2 separate regions of the Homo sapiens genome follow, and region 1 is linked to region 2. A link is an interaction called in ENCODE POLR2A ChIA-PET data of the cell type or tissue named here. Cell type or tissue: CD4-positive, alpha-beta T cell. All regions are shown on one strand.

Region 1 (8,000 bases), 100 kb after region 2:
AGGAGATCGAGACCATCCTGGCTAACATGGTGAAACCCTGTCTCTACTAAAAATACAAAAAATTAGCTGGGCGTGGTGGCGGGCACCTGTAGTCCCAGCTGCTTGGGAGGCTGAGGCAGGAGAATGGTGTGAACCCGGGAGGCGGAGCTTGCAGTGAGCCGAGATCGCGCCACCGCACTCCAGCCTGGGCGACAGAGTGAGACTCCGTCTCAAAAAAAAAAAAAAAAAGATTTTCTTCATAGTATTTTTAGAATAGCAAAAAATTAGAAACAATTTATACGTCTAAGGGTAAGAGTTTGGTAAAATAGGCTAAGCATGGTGGCTTGAGTGGGGTGGCTCATGCCTGTAATCCCAGCACTTTGGGAGGCCCAGGTGGGGGACCACTTGAGCCCAGGAGTTAGAGACCAGCCTGGACAACATGGCAAAACCCCATCTCTACAAAAAAATATAAAAATTAGCTGGGAGTGACGGTGTGTGCCTGTAGTTCCAGCTACTCAGGAGGATCACTTGAGCCCAGGAAGCAGAGGTTGCAGTGAACCGAGATCGTCCCACTGCACTCCAGCCTGGGTGACAGAGTGAGACTCCATCTCAAATAAATAAATTAATTAATTAAATTAAAGCGAGATACAAAACTGTCTATGTGGTATAATATTAATAATGTAAAAGAAAACCACATATACCCCAAAATTTAAAAATACATGATACTCTGATTTCCATATATAAAAAATTAGAGCAGTGTTTATTTATTTTTATTTTTCCGAGACAGAGTCTTGCTCTGTCGCCCAGGCTGGAGTACAGTGACACAATCTCGACTCACTGCGACTTCCACCTCCGAGGTTCAAGTGATTCTCCTGCCTCAGCCTCCGAAGTACCTGGGATTACAGGCGTGCACCACCACACCCGGCTAATATTTTGTATTTTTAGTAGAGATGAGGTTTCACCATGTTAGTTAAGCTGGTCTCAAACTCTTGACCTCAAGTGATCCACCCACCTCAGCTTTCCAAAGTGCTGGGATTACAGGCACGAGCCACCATGCCCGACCGCACTGTTTATTTCTTAAAGGATACTTTATATATTTTTTCTTTTTATTTGCCTGTATTTTTCAAGTTTTCTACAATGAACAAACATTACTTAAACATTATTTTGGAAGTCACCTGTTCTTACCTATGAAGAATATGGCCACCCCTTTATACCACATCAGGCTGCTTCAGCCTTTTGGACACCTGAGGGAAAATGCTTGATGGATGACAGATGAAGGTTAGCGACATTTCTTTTATGTCTTAAAACCTTCCCTCAATTATCCACAGAAAGTTTTTCTCATAATTGCCAGTCCTTCTTTAGACAGAATCTATCACTTCATAACATGATGCTTTTTTAAAAAGTAAAATAAAACTGGAGAACAGAACATAAACTTGTGCTGACCCTGATATGAAAATGAATAGACAACTGGGTTTCCAGCTGCTAGTGAAGTACCAGTGCAAAAGGGATGCCCCAGCTGACCAATGCCAGAGACTGAGGTAGAAGTGCCCCCATGTCAGGCTTGCCTGTGGGAGCTGTCTGCAGGAATTCCAGCTTGCCACTTTTTGAGGTCCAAGGACACATTCTGCCTAGAGGTCCTTCAGACAAAAAGGTCTCCCTCACTGCAGGAAACAAGTGATTGTCAATGATTACTAGCTAGAGAGACAGAAAACAAGATGATGCTTCTAGGACAACACAAATGGTACCACCTCCAGGAAGCTTTCCCTGTCTCCTTCCTGATCCCTACTACTCCCCAGATGGCATTCCTCCCCCAAGGAACCATGGCCCTGGTGCTTTCCCTGCCCTCTTAGAGCAGATGTCACCATTGATGATGTGGCAACTGGTACTGTGAGAAGACGTCACACAGACCTTCATTCACCTCCTGGCTCTGCCACTCAATTCCTGAGCCTCAGTTTCCTCAGCTGTAAAATAGAGACGGTAATCTCCACAGCACAGAGCACTGTCCCCCTCCTTGGATTCTCTTTGGGAACAGTCTGACAACCCAGTCCTTGAGCTCATATAACATGATTGTGCCCAGAGAAACTGCCTGGCTGACCAGACCACAAAGGGAGATGCACTAGGACCAGCCCAGTGGTAGCAGGGGCACCCCCTACCTCTAAGGCCTTGCCAGTCAGACCTCCAGTGAGCCACAGCCAGGGAACAAACAACCAGCACTGACGAATAATACCTCTCCCATCTCTGGACAGAGTAGTTAACAGGTAGGAGGATTACAGGACTCCAATTATTGAGGATCTATCTAGGGGTGTGGTCATAGGCATGTCCAAAACTGAACTCAAGCCTCCTGCCAAATATGTTATTCTTCCTGCTCCCTGTCTCAGTGAATAGCACCACCCAGGACCCAAGCTGGAAATTAGGATATCATCCTCATACCTCCCTCTCACTCAATTCCCATTCAATTCATCACCAAGACCTGTCACTTTTACCTCTCAGCTCCATCCATTTCTTTCCATCCCAGGGCCAACACTGTGGTTCATACCACGATCCCTCTCCCCTGAGGCATTACCACAGCCTCCTCTTCACAGGTCTCCTTGACTCCCCACTGCCCCACAGGGAGCTTATCTCCTGCTTCTGCTGAAAACCCCTCAAGGGCTCTCAGGATAAAAACCAGCTTCAACAGGAGAATCGCTTGAACCCGGGAGGCGGAGATTGCAGTGAGCCGAGATTGCGCCATTGCACTACAGCCTGGGCAACAAGAGCGAAACTCCGTCTCAACAACAACAAAAAAAACTGGCCTCAATAACTCCAAGCCCCCCACCTTGCCCCAGTCTGGTCCCTGCTTACCTTTCTAACCTCGTCTCTTTCTACTTCCTGTCTTACACCTGTAGTTTCCCCAGATTTTCTGTCCTGGCTCTTACCTACCTGGTTTTGCTTATGCTATTCCCTCTGTCATTAACATCCTTCTCTTCCTCCCCACTCCCCCATCCCTTTTTTTGAGATGGGGTTCTCACTGTGTGTTCCAGGCTGGAGTGCAGTGGCATGATCATATCTCGTTGCAACCTCAAACTCCTGGGCTCACAGTATCCTCCTGCCTGAGCCTCCCAAGTAGCTGGGACTACAGGTGCATCACTATGCCCAATTAAGTTTTCTACTTTTTTTTAGAGATAGGATCTCACTATGTTGCCCAGACGGGTCTCAAGCAATCTTCCCGTCTCAGTCTCCCGAGTAACTTCCTCCCTTTGTTTCCCCCAGACCAGCTCCTACTCATATTTTGAGATTTAGCTCAGATTTCTACTCTTCCAGAAGACTTTTTGCTCCCCAGTTTGCCACACATACCCCCAAACTAGGCTATGTGTTCTTATTGCTGCCATTTAGGGAGCACTATTCAAACACCTCTGATGCCTTAACTCAACCCTCACAACACCTAGGTATTTCTATTCTTCTTCTTCTTTTTTTTTTTTTTTTTGAGATGGAGTTTCACTCTTGTTGCCCAGGCTGGAATGCAATGGTGTGATCTCGGCTCACCACAACTTCCCCCTCCCAGGTTCAAGTGATTCTCCTGCCTCAGCCTCCTGCGTAGCTGGGATTACAGGCATGTGCCACCATGCCTGGCTAATTTTGTATTTTTAGTAGAGACGGGGTTTACTCCATGTTGGTCAGGCTGGTCTCGAACTCCCGACCTCAGATGATCCGCCGTTCTCAGCCTCCCAAAGTGCTGGGATTACAAGCGTGAGCCACTGCGCCTGGCCCCTATTATTCTTACTTTACAGATAAGAAAACTGAGGCTTGGAGAAGTTGAAGCAAATTTTCCAGGGCCAAACCGTAAGTGGTTCAGCAGTGTTGAAACCCAGGTCTATTTATTTGTTTATTTTTAATTTAAACTGCTGCTTTGTCCTTTTTTTTTTTTTTTTTTTTTTTTTTTTTTTTTTTTTTGAGACTGAGTCTCACTCTGTAGCCCAGGTTGGAGTGCAGTGGCGCGATCTCGGCTCACTGTAAGCTCCGCCTCCTGGGTTCACCCATTCTCCTGCCTCAGCCTCCCGAGTAGCTGGGACTACAGGCGCCCGCCACCGCACCCGGCTAATTTTTTGTATTTTTTTTAGTAGAGACGGGGTTTCACCTGTGTTAGCCAGGATGGTCTCGATCTCCTGACCTCGTGATTCGCCCGCCTCGGCCTCCCAAAGTGCTGGGATTACAGGCGTGAGCCACCGTGCCCGGCCTGTCCTTTTATTATGAAGGTACCAAGAAAAAATAAGAAGCACTCTTTTTTTGGTCAATTTGGTGAACACACTTCATCTGGTATGCATAGGCACTCAATAATACCATCTGTCTATTCCTATGCTTATAGGCTTTTTTCTTTTCTTTTCTTTTCTTTTCTTTTTTTTTCTGAGACAGAGTCTCGCTCTGTCGCCCAGGCTGGAGTGCAGTGACATGATCTTGGCTCAGTGCAACCTCAGCCTCCCAGGTTCAAGCGACTCTTGTGCTTCAGCCCCCGAGTAGTTGGGATTACAGGTGTGCGCCTCCATGCCTGGCTAATTTTTGTATTTTTAGTAGAGACGGGGTTTCACCATGTTGGCCGGGCTGTTCTCCAACTCCTGGCCTCAAGTGATCTGCCCGCCTCTGCCTCCCAAAGTGCTGGGAGGCGTGAGCCACCACACCTGGCCAGGTCATACAAGCTTTTTACACCACAAACTGCAGTTCTCTTTTCTGAAGCTGGAGCCTCTGGAAGTACACAGCACACCCCTAGTTCGGCATGCCCTTCCCCCACCCCTCCTTCCGGTCCCCAGAAGCTTCAGGCTGTCAGGCCCTTGAGTAGTAACTGCTAGTGAGCCCACTTCGCTTCCTTGCGAGGGTACCTCGAGGATGAGAACAGTAATCGGTCGAATTCGCTAGTCGTGTCCAAACTGCGTTTAGACAGGGACAAGCAAGACAATGGAGCCGCTTTCCGGATAGGGGACGTGGATTCTACATCCTCCACCCCACGCCCCCAACCTTAAACATGCTTGCCAGCCTCAAACCTTCAAATTTTCTTTACCAAAACCCAGGCTCAGACCTCGAGACCAGGGTCCAGCCTGTTTAAGGAGCTCCCCAGACCCCGCACTTCTAGCTGCGTTCAACCAGGCTCAGGAGGTCCTTCAAGATCTTGGCTTCCTTTTCCTGACTCCGCGCCCGGCGCGGTTAATTATAGCCCCACCCCGCGACTACCTGCTTCGCTCCCACCCGCGCGCCCAGGACCCTAGCTGCGGGACTCTAGCGGGGAAGGCACCCCCAATTCTGGGCCCTGGCGACCTTGGGTCAGGGCCAGGAAAGGCACTTCCAGCCAAGCGCTGGCGCCGGGTGCGCCTCGCTTTACGGAAAGAACGCCCCGCGAATAAATCCGGAGCGGATTTGCATCACAGCAGCCGCGAGAAGGCTAGCTGCTGCCAAAGCTCCGAAGCTCTGGATGTCCCCATCCCTTCCTGGTCCAGAGACGAGGGTGTGGGGGGATGGGAAATGGGGCAGTGGGGAGGAAGCTACTGCAAGGAGGGGGTGTGCACCCTGGCCTTGAAACCTGGGTGGAGGCGCAGCTAGCTAGGTGAGGAGCAGCCTCCTCCTCTAGGCCAGATCTCGAGGTGGGCCTGGGTTCTCGTGGAGGGAGATAAGGGTAAAGGCTTTGTGTGTATGTGTGTCTTGGATTAAAGGAAACTGCCAGCCTGGAGGTGGTGAGTATAACAGCCCCCACCTCTACTGTTAAGAATCTCCCAGCTGTAGTCTCACCAGGTTCCCCCTACCTGCTCCTTCTGGGGTCCTCATATCCCTGAGGCCTGCACCTTGGTGACTACTGTGTGCTCACAGAGCACAGGCATCCTGACCTCAAGTCCTGGCCCTGGCTATACTGCTGCCCTTCAGTCATCTCACACGGCCAATCAGTGCCCGCTCTGGGCTTCCACTCACGCTGTTTCTCAATCAAGAAAGTTCTTTCCCCTTTGCATTAGCTAAAATTTTGCCCATTCTTTAAGCCCAATTTAAAAACTACCTGTGGCCGGGTGCAGTGACTCATGCCTGTAATCCCAGCACTTTGGGAGGCTGAGGACAGCAGATCACTTGAAATCAGGAGTTTGAGACCAGCCTGGCCAACATGGTGAAACCCTGTCTCTACTAAAAATACCAAAATTAGCTGTGTGTGGTGGCGCATGCTTGTAACCTCAGCTACTTGGGAGGCTGACGCATGCACTTGAATCTGGGAGGCGGAAGTTGCAGTGAGCCTAGATCACACCACTGCACTCCAACCAGGGCGACAGAGCGAGACTCCATCTCAAAAAAATAAATTAATTAAATTAAATTAAATTTAAAAAAAAATACCTATGCTATCTTCTGTGGAGCCTCTAGGAGGTCTGTGTCCCTACTTCTCTAAGCTCTTAGTATACTAAGTCCAAGCCTCTCTTTTAGCCCTGACATTTTTCTTGGTGTGTCTGCTAGTCTGTTTTCTCCATTAGGGTGCAAGCTCTCAAGAACAAGGACCACGACTGATTCAGTTCTGTGTCCTTGGTGCCAAGGGGAGTGTTGGGGACAGCAGTGGTTCTGTGTGACCCTTGGAAGGGCCTGTTCCCTCTCTGGACCTCAGACTCCTTCACCCTTCCAGTGAGGGAGCTAAATGAGATGACCCCCAGGGCTGCCTCCAGCCCTGACCCTATGAGCCAGTGACCCTATCAGCCAGTGGCTGGATTACCCAGCCTCCTTATCATAACCCAACCTTGGGCAGGGCAGAGCCGGGCTGGAATCAGGGGATCTGAAATCCTCCCACCTCCCTTGGATCAGTTAACTGAGGCAATTGTGCAAGATTGCTGGGAACCTCAAGGCAGTGAATCTGGTGTCAACACATCATGATGCTATCCCAGCTGGAAAGTCCCCCTGCCCCTGGCTCTGGAGGCCTGACAACTAGCTCCAGCTGGGGATGGTGGGGAGGGTGAACTGGCACATCCCAGAAAGTGAAGAAGCCCCCTTTACACCCCCTCCTCAACACACACACACTATCTCCAGGAACAGTGGCATAGCCCCTCAACTCCCTGAAGACCAGTTCAGGACCATTCCACTCTCCACTCCAACCTCCTCACCCCCAGTTCAGCCCAGCTATCTCCAATCTGAGCTGAGACTACCCAGAGTTCCCAAATAGAAGGAACCTTGGTTCAGCTTTTTTCACAGCACAAAAAGCTGTCAGCCCCTATTGCACTTACGAATGGAACTCACTGCCTCTCAGGGCTGCATGGACCACTTCTTCCTGAAACTCTCATCCATGGACTTACATTTTACCTATTGAAGCCTCATGGAGTAATGCTAATCTGAAACCACAGCCCTCAGATTTAGACAGACTTAGTTGAGATTCCAGTTCTGTTACTCCCTAGCTGGATGATCTTAGGCATCTTATCTACCCTCCCTGGACCTCTGTTCCTTCATCTATAAAATGGGAGCAATGATTTATACACAAAGAGTGGTGGTTGTGGGCGTAAGATTTATGAAAACACCCATCATAGGCATTGACACATTTAGGATGTCAAATGTGGGCATTATTTTTATTCCCTATTCCCTGCATTCTCCCCTGAAGCTGCCTGATACTTTTTCTGGAAGCTGGGAATGGAGATACCTGAAGCTAAAACTTCTCTGGACAAAAGCAGGAATATACAATCCTAAAAGCTGCACTTAAACACAATTTTAGACTTCAAAAGACAGCAAAGGAGATTTGAGGCCCAGAGATGGGATAGAACTTGCCAAAGTTCACACAGCAGGTATAAGTAGGTAGAACAGCAGGCAAGCAAGGAGAGGGAGGCAAATGGGCGTGTGAGTAGAGGTCAGGGCTGAGGTATTGAGCTGAATCCAAGGACAGACAGCTGAGCAAGAAGACCTTCAGCTGACATTGCCCCATTTCCCATGCCCAGCAGGGCCTGGCATTTGCCTGTCTTTGGAACTGCTCCTTCTGGGTTCCTGAGTTTGCAGTAGTTTCCCAGAAGTGCTAGGTAAATACCTTTGTTGTTTGCTGAATAACCAGCCCC
Region 2 (8,000 bases):
CTAGGAATAATCTTTGACTTCTCCCACACCTACCATATCTGGTCAGGCATGAAGTCCTTAGCATTCCCATGACCTCCCGCTTCTTTTCTGCTATTTCTCTAGTCCAGGCCCTCATTATCGTTTAACCTGATGACCACAACTGTTGCAGTCATGTGCAAGTCAGGCTGGTGTTCCTGCCTACAGTCTTGTTCTACTACAATTTATTCTCAGACTGCTGCCAAAGTTGATATTCAATTCAAAAAAATATTCGATGAGCACCCATTATGTACTCCCATACATAAGTAGGTACTAGGGCTACCAGGGAAAATAAGCCACCATGCCTACTCTCAATGAGTTTACAGTTGAGTGGGCGTGGCATTCAGTAAATGTTACACTAGGGATCAGGACCAGGCACTGTAGGGACCCAAAATACAGCCCCTAAATTGGTCTCCGGAATCAGGGAACAGTTTCTAGAAAAGATGATATCTAACCTGAAGTCCTAACGGATAAGCAGGAGTTTATCCGTTTGGGAGAATGAACAAAGAGCAGAGGAGAGAGGAAGTTCAATTTGGTGCCATTAGTGGAAACAGCAAGTGGTTCCAATAGTAGGGCTGTGCAGTTTGAGGGGGTAAAAGAAAACAAGACAGAAATTATTGGGGAAGAAAAGAAATCCTGTCTCACTGATGCCCTTGGAGGTACTAAGTAGACTTACCGTTCAATCTCCTTTTCATTCCCCTCTCTGCGAAATCGCTCAATATATTCTTTGCTATGTTGTTCTTGTGTGTGACACTGCTCTTCAAATATTTTAATTGTTTCATTAAAAGCTTCTATTGCAGTCCTCTTCATCTGTATTTCCTACAGGAGAGAAAAAGAAAAAACACAGGCTTCATTATCTTTATTATTTTCTTCTAACCTTGGTCTTAAACAAATTTTGTAATTCCAGTTATTAATGTAATCCCATATAACACCTAGTCTTTCAAAAGTCTTCTCCTTGTTTAGGAGGACTAAAACAAGAGCTTTTATTCAACCCCTACTCTATTACTTGTATGTAAAATACATCATTTAAACTATAAAATAGGCCAGGCGTGGTGGCTTACACCTGTGATCTCAGCACTTTGGGAGGCCGAGGCAGGCAGATCACTTGAGGTCAGGAGTTCAAGACAGCCTGGCCAACATGGCAAAACCCCGTCTCTACTAAAAATACAAAAATTAGCCAGGCGTGGTGGCGGGCGCCTGTAATCCCAGCTACTCAGGAGGCCGAGGCAGGAGAATTGCTTGAACCCGGAAGGCAGAGGTTGCAGTGAGCTGAAATTGTGCCACTGCACTCCAGCCTGGGCGACAGGGCAAGACTTTGTCTCAAAAAAACAAAAAGGCATCTGAATCACAATTCCCCAAAAATCTTCAGGTTAAATTTTGTTCAGTTTGCTTTTTAGAAAGGCAATAAATATGCATAAGGGTCTAGAAAAACTGCTGTCCTGAATGTTTACAATTCTAGAAGTTTTGATGTTTATGGGATAATTCCTACATTATCTAGCACTTACTAGGCTGGGGTGTTTGGTTTTGGTTTTGGCTTTGGTTTCGGTTTCGGTTTCAGTTTTGGTTGGTGGGTGGGTGGGTGGATTGGTTTTTTTAAAACTGTTGCCTAAGCTGGACTTGAAATCCTGGGCTTAAGGGATCATTCCACCTCAGCTTCCCAACTAGTTGAGACTTTAGGGGGGCACCACACACCTAGCTTAAGCATTTGTCACTTTCGGCAATTGATTACTGAGAATCCACTATACAGAAATTACCATCTGGTGATAGAGATTTGTGAAACGTGAAGTCTGCCCTCCAGGACTCAGAATATACAGGTGGAACAGATTTCTGAACTCTAATAAGGTTTGGTTTCATGTCATGGAAGAGGCAACCAGTTATTTATTAACTAGTTATTTATTGCTTTACAGAGACTTCACAGAGGAGGTGACACTTAAGCTAGGTCTTAAAGAACTGAGATAGAGGAAGAAAATACAGCACTGCACAAAGGAGGCATGGTATAATGTATACATAAAATAACAAGGCATGTTCAAGGATTAGTAATTGCCCAGTAGGGCTAGAACATTAGAGGATTAGCAGATGAGGGAGGCTGGAACCTTGTGATAGTCCATACAGTTAAGATTACATCATATGTATCTTAATACTAAAAAGTAACTAGAATTCCCATATGCCAAATATCTTGGTACTAATTCTACAACTCTTAAATTATAGTGGAGAGCTTTAGCTCCCTTGCCAAGTTAGAAATTACCTATAAAGTTCTGGCCCTGGATCTTCAAAGAAAACACTAATAATTTAGACTTTATTAACACTGGTAGATATATTGGTAAGTAGAACAGCAAAGGGAAAAGTATTTGATATCACTACTAAGTCAGCACCTCCCCCATCAACAATGCCACTATACCACTACACCTGCCACCAAAACTATAAACCTACCTGTTCACCTCCTCTCTTCCTTCCCCTCCCTTTATTTACATGTGCTCTGGGTCTCAGCTCCCCTTCCTTTCTGGGTACTTCACTCTATCGTATCAGCTAACCCCTTTTACATCATTAACTCTCCCAGTCTAATGGTTCCTTCTTAGCAGCATATAAACAAGCTCTGGTAACAACACTTTGAAAAAAAAGCATTCTTATTCCAAAACTCTCTTCAAATCACAGATAAGCTTCTTAAAGAGTTGTTTATGGCTGGGCACCGGTGGCTTACGCCTGTAATCCCAACACTTTGGGAGGCTGAGTCGGGTCGATCACTTCAAGTCAGGGGTTCAAGACCAGCCTGACCAACATGGCGAAATCCCATCTCTACTAAAAATACAAAAATTAGCCAGATATGGTGGTGGATGCCTGTAATCCCAGCTACTCAGGAGGCTGAGGCAAGAGAATCACTTGAATCTGGGAGATGGAGGTCACAGTGAGCCGAGATCGTGCCACTACACTCCAGCCTGGGCAATAGAGTGAGACTCTGTCTCAAAAAAATAAGTAAGTAAAATAAAAAATAAAAATAAAAAAAGAGCTGGCCAGGCACGGTGGCTCACGCCTGTAATCCCAGCACTTTGGGAGGCCGAGATGGGCGGATCACCTGAGGTCAGGAGTTTGATACCAGCCTGGCCAACATGATGAACCCCTGTCTCTACTAAAAATACAACAATTTGCCGGGCATGGTGGTGCACGCCTGTAATCCCAGCTATTCGGGAGGCTGAGGCAGGAGAATTGCTTGAACCCGGGAGGCGGAGGTTGCAGTGAGCTGAGATGGTGCCACTTCACTCCAGCCTGGGCGACAGAGCAAGATTCTGTCTCATAAAAATATCAATAATAAAATAAAATTTAGGTCAATAAATGTCAAAAGAATATAACTTTAATGAATATATTTACTAACAACAAAACTAATTTAAATTAGAAATAAATATTTGAAAGTCCCAAATATTTAGAAATTAAAAACACAAGGGGCAAAAGAAGAAATCACAAAAAATAGAAAATATTAAAAACTGAATAATAAGGAAAACAGTATGATAAAATTTGTGAGATGCATATACACAGTGCTTAAAGGAAAATGTATTGCTTTAAATGCTTATTTTAGAAAAGAGAAAGTTTTTAAACCAATGAACAAAATTTCCACCTTAAGAAGCTAGGAAAAGAGAAAATTAAACTGAAAGCAAGCAGAAAAAAATTAGAAAGAGCAGAAATTCATGAAACAGAAAGTAAACACTAAAAAAATCCATTATTGTTATCTACTAGAAAGAGCCCAAGGTAAGTTATTGTTGCACTAAGAATTCACTAGGAATTAAGTCGAATCAACATAGACTAATGCTTCTATAAATCATTTGATATTCAAAATAATAACCTGTGTTCCAAGACAATGTACATGAGAAATACAGTTAAATACATTTTCCTAAGCCACTTCTACCCAAATATTATAAAAGGTAAACTTCTCTGAAGATATTCACCTTCATCAAAATTCCAAACACTTTTGACAAACTATGTAACAACTTAGGGCAAATTAAACCAATCCAAGTCTAGCTAAAAAACAATCTAAAAAGTAGTCAGGCCTAAGAAGTCCTAGGAAAGAAACTAGATTATTCAACAGAATTTTGCTCTATATCATAAATATGAAAAGTATTACTGGCTATTAAAGTTAATGATCTAAAAACTGTGTAGCTAACTAAGTCTACTAGTAAGCCCACAATTTCCATCCATCAGCTCCTTCTTCCTCAGTAAATCCCCACATTAGCTGAACACACCTGACCAAATAAAAACTAGATTTCTCAGCCTCCCCTACAGCTAGCTGTGACCTGTAGCTAGGTATGCCCATGTGACTTAGTTCTAGCCAGTGGGATAAAAGTGAAAGCAGAGTGTGCTCCTTCTAGGAAGTTGTCTTAAAGATAGAGAACCTTCCTTTCTCCTTCCTATTCTTACTTCCTGTTTACTAGAATATGGTTGTGATGGCTGATATTAGAGTAAGCCCTCTTCCACAGATAGCAAAGCATCAAGACAGAAAATGTCTATAAGTTCTGAGGATGGTGGAGTTACCCTAACACCCCTGTAGTGCCTATATACACATGAAAGAAAACTAAATTTCTATCTGAAGCCTTTGGTTTTATTTTGTCACTTGTGACCAGTTAATATTAACTGATACAAATTATATCCTTAACCAATTAAGAAGGGAGGGGAATTTATATCATTAAAGTTTCAAAAAGGCTGTTTAAGCCTTTAAGACATTAAAACAGCTAAAGATCATCAAGTGAATGATCGAAAATTTGATGTAACTAAAACATTGCACACATATTAGTCAAAAACAACATAATATACCAACCTGGGATGTTCTAGTATATTCTTCATACAGCCTATCATACTCTTTACTCTTCTCCTGATACTGAGAGTGGTATTCTTGCAGTTTTTTACCTACTGCATCAATATTATCTTCTTTTACCAACTGATCCTATACAGGTAAAGAAAAAAATAAAGAATGTTAACAATTCTGACATATGTGGAAATAGATTTTCCACATCTATTTTTTAAAGGAAAATATCACCTCAACCATCTATTAAACTATATTTCAACTGTACAACTTTAAGCCACTGTATTAATATCAAGCACACAAATGTACCAAATCCTTTGATAATATTAAGATCAGCCTTTAAGTCACATCAAAATGATTAATACTTTAAAAATTAAGAAATGAAGTGGGAGACATAAACATAAGTATTTTTATATAAAGGTAACAAGTACATGCAATAAGATATTACAGAAGGGTAGCCACAAAATAAGTTCCAAAAATATCTAAAATCTTAAGTATGCACTAGGCGCAATGACTCATGCCTATAATCCCAACACTTTGGGTGGTCAAAGTGAGATGACTGCTTGAGCCCAGGAGTTCAAGACTAGCCTGGGCAACATGGCAAGACCCTGAAGTTGTGGCATGCACCTGTGATCCCAGCTACCGGGGAGGCTGAGGCAGGAGGACCACTTGAGCCCAGAAGGTCAAGACTGCAGTGAGCCATATTCATGCCACTGCAATCCAGCCTGGGCAACAGAGACCCTGTCTCAAAGTAAATAAATAAATAACAAAATGGCTAGTTTTTTAAAACTGATAAGCCTGGTAAATAAAATCAAATAAGGCTGTTAAATAATCACTTGCTCAATAGCTAGCAAGGATTTCCATAATCATACCTGTTGGTATCTGGACACTGGGTACATCAGCTTCACATCAAGTTTGGGATTGTACTGAGCAAGAGATTCATGGTGATAGTGGTTAATGAGCTCCACCACGGAATTAAATGTCAGAGGATCAGAAAAGCCATATTTACCATCCCGGTGATAGATCTTTATTAACTTATTATTGCCTCCCTTCCTGTGAACAACAAGACAACAACTGTGGATTTTTTTCCCCCAAATTCAACTGAACTACTGCTTTCATATGGAGACGTGAAAGCTTGGTGTCACATGATAAACAAGTTTTACTATGTTAATGAGGCTGGAAGGAGTGAAAAGGCATGTTATTCTGTGTGTGAACATATATATATATATATATATATATAATTCATTTTGCATTGTTTTGTCCATAAAATACTTTGGTTATTAAAGGTCAACATATCTACACAGCATTCAGTATGAACAAATGTAGCAAAAAAAATCACTTAAGAAAAATAAAACAGAAGTAAATTCTATTTTTGTTTATATTCTGAATGAATTTTCAAATTTAAATTCTATCAATATTTTTATCAGGAAGAACAGAAAAAATCTCTTAAGGACCTAAAGATATGTGGTTGTATGTCTCTGTGGGGGGAGCAGAAGCCATCTCTATATGAAGGGAATGATAAACATTTGTCACACAATCACCAACATACTCAAGGTTTTGTTGTTAATGCACAAACATAACTGAGCTCCTTAATCTATGATTTATAGCTGCATAATTAATCTAGAACCTTATACTATTTTGTCTTTTACACTTGCTTATAATTCTCAGAAATGACTGTTCAGGCAATCACAACATGTAAATGATTCAAGTCATTCAACTGTTTTACAAAGTATAGCTTTTGAAGAGCTATGTATATTAGATGAATGTAATTTCATGCTTGGACAGTTCAGGCCACCTTTGTTTACTGAGTCATATCTAAATGGACCCTTAAAAGATAATTTATAACTAAAGTTTAAAATAGCAATGTTTTGCAAGTCCCATAAGGCATAATCTAAAACCACAGCAGGTTGATTCATAGCAAAATGCTGTACCATTCCCATTCAACCATTCTTACAGCAGCACGCAGGCTTATGCCCCTAACTCTCTTTATGCCATGCCATTTTATATAAATAGCATTTACATAAATGACCATTTTATATAAATGACCTTTTTGTAAAAGGTCAAACACAGTAAGATTGACCCTATAAGCTGATTTAAACAATGTTTAGGTCAGTTTTTAGATGGATGATAAATTATTTCTATTAAATATACATGAGAAGGACCATCTAATCATATACAGTTACTATAAATGTGTACACTCACACATACAATAATTGCAAGCTGGCCTCTCTGTTAAAGTTAAAAGACATTCATTCATTTAAAATTATGTGCTGAATATCTATGTGCCAGGAATTACACAATGCACTACAGATATATGATAAACAAGCCAGACACAGTCCATGCTCTCATGGAGCTTCCAGTTTAACAGCATAAGGAACATATCTCTGTCTTTCAGTTTATTAAGGAAGATAACAAACTTCTCAAGATAGAACACAAAAATAAACAACTAAATATACCAAATAGTAATAAGTCTGTTGGGAAAAAAAATAAAGCAGAGTAAAGGGAAAGGAGTTCTTGTGATGGAGGAATTGTTTGTACTGCTCAAGGAAAACCTCTCTGTTCAGGTGACATTTGAACAGAGTTCTAAGTGAAGTGAGGGAGCTAGTACAGCAGATATGTACGGGAAGTTTCCTAGAGAGAGGTGCGGTAAGGGCATGCTTGGCATGTTCGAGGAACAGCAAGAAGGCCAGTGATGCTGGGCCTGAATGACCAAAAGGGAGAGTAATAGGAGACTAGGTAAGACATGTAAAAGGAGCTTAGATTATGTAATAACAGTCTGTAGGTTACTGTAAGGGCTTTAGCTTTTACTGAGTGAGAAGGGGAGGCACAAAAAGGTTTTCAGTAGAATCATATAATCTATCTTGTGGCTTAAAAGATTCACTCTAGCTGCTGAGTTGAGAAAAGACTGTTCAAAGGAGGCAGCAGTAGAAGTGGAAAGATCACTTGTGAAACTTTTATAATAATCTAGGCAAGGCATGATGGTGTCTTGGATGAGGGTAGCAGTAGTAGAGGTCATGAGAAATAGTGAGATTCTTAACATATTTTGAAGATAGAGCTGACAGGATTTGCTGATGGCTTGGATACAAATATGACAGAGAGACAAGATAAAGATGATTTCAAGGTTTTTGTCATAAGCAATCAGAAGAATGGAATTGTCATTTATTGACATGAAGAAGGCTATTTAAAAAGAATGTGTTTA

Evidence for each region. Peaks named below come from ENCODE experiments on the same cell type or tissue, not always from the same donor. Only the 100,000 strongest peaks of a DNase experiment are listed, where the experiment ranks them.
Region 1: POLR2A ChIA-PET joins it to region 2 with 10 read pairs; 7 of 35 experiments call an interaction of 5 or more read pairs at or near these places.

What each region holds. Positions count from the first base shown.
Region 1 is chr1:46,161,881-46,169,880 of GRCh38, forward strand. All of the region lies in intron 1 of P3R3URF-PIK3R3 (P3R3URF-PIK3R3 readthrough), which reads right to left. It also overlaps a transcript of PIK3R3 not described here. Among named protein-coding and RNA genes, the nearest start is that of TSPAN1, 9.2 kb to the right of the region's middle. RefSeq lists an enhancer at 5,133-5,202. In CD4-positive, alpha-beta T cell, no CTCF peak of the experiment used is centred here; DNase peaks (open chromatin) are centred at 4,751 and 5,271; H3K4me3 peaks cover 1,315 bases; H3K27ac peaks cover 893 bases.
Region 2 is chr1:46,061,238-46,069,237 of GRCh38, forward strand. It overlaps P3R3URF-PIK3R3 (P3R3URF-PIK3R3 readthrough), which reads right to left. Exons shown (of 10, transcript NM_001303427.2): 4 at 5,674-5,854; 5 at 4,817-4,942; 6 at 692-834. PIK3R3 (phosphoinositide-3-kinase regulatory subunit 3) reads right to left here. Exons shown (of 10, transcript NM_003629.4): 4 at 5,674-5,854; 5 at 4,817-4,942; 6 at 692-834. Among named protein-coding and RNA genes, the nearest start is that of PIK3R3, 67 kb to the right of the region's middle. RefSeq lists enhancers at 805-2,004, 4,357-4,406. In CD4-positive, alpha-beta T cell, no CTCF peak of the experiment used is centred here; a DNase peak (open chromatin) is centred at 4,344; H3K4me3 peaks cover 461 bases.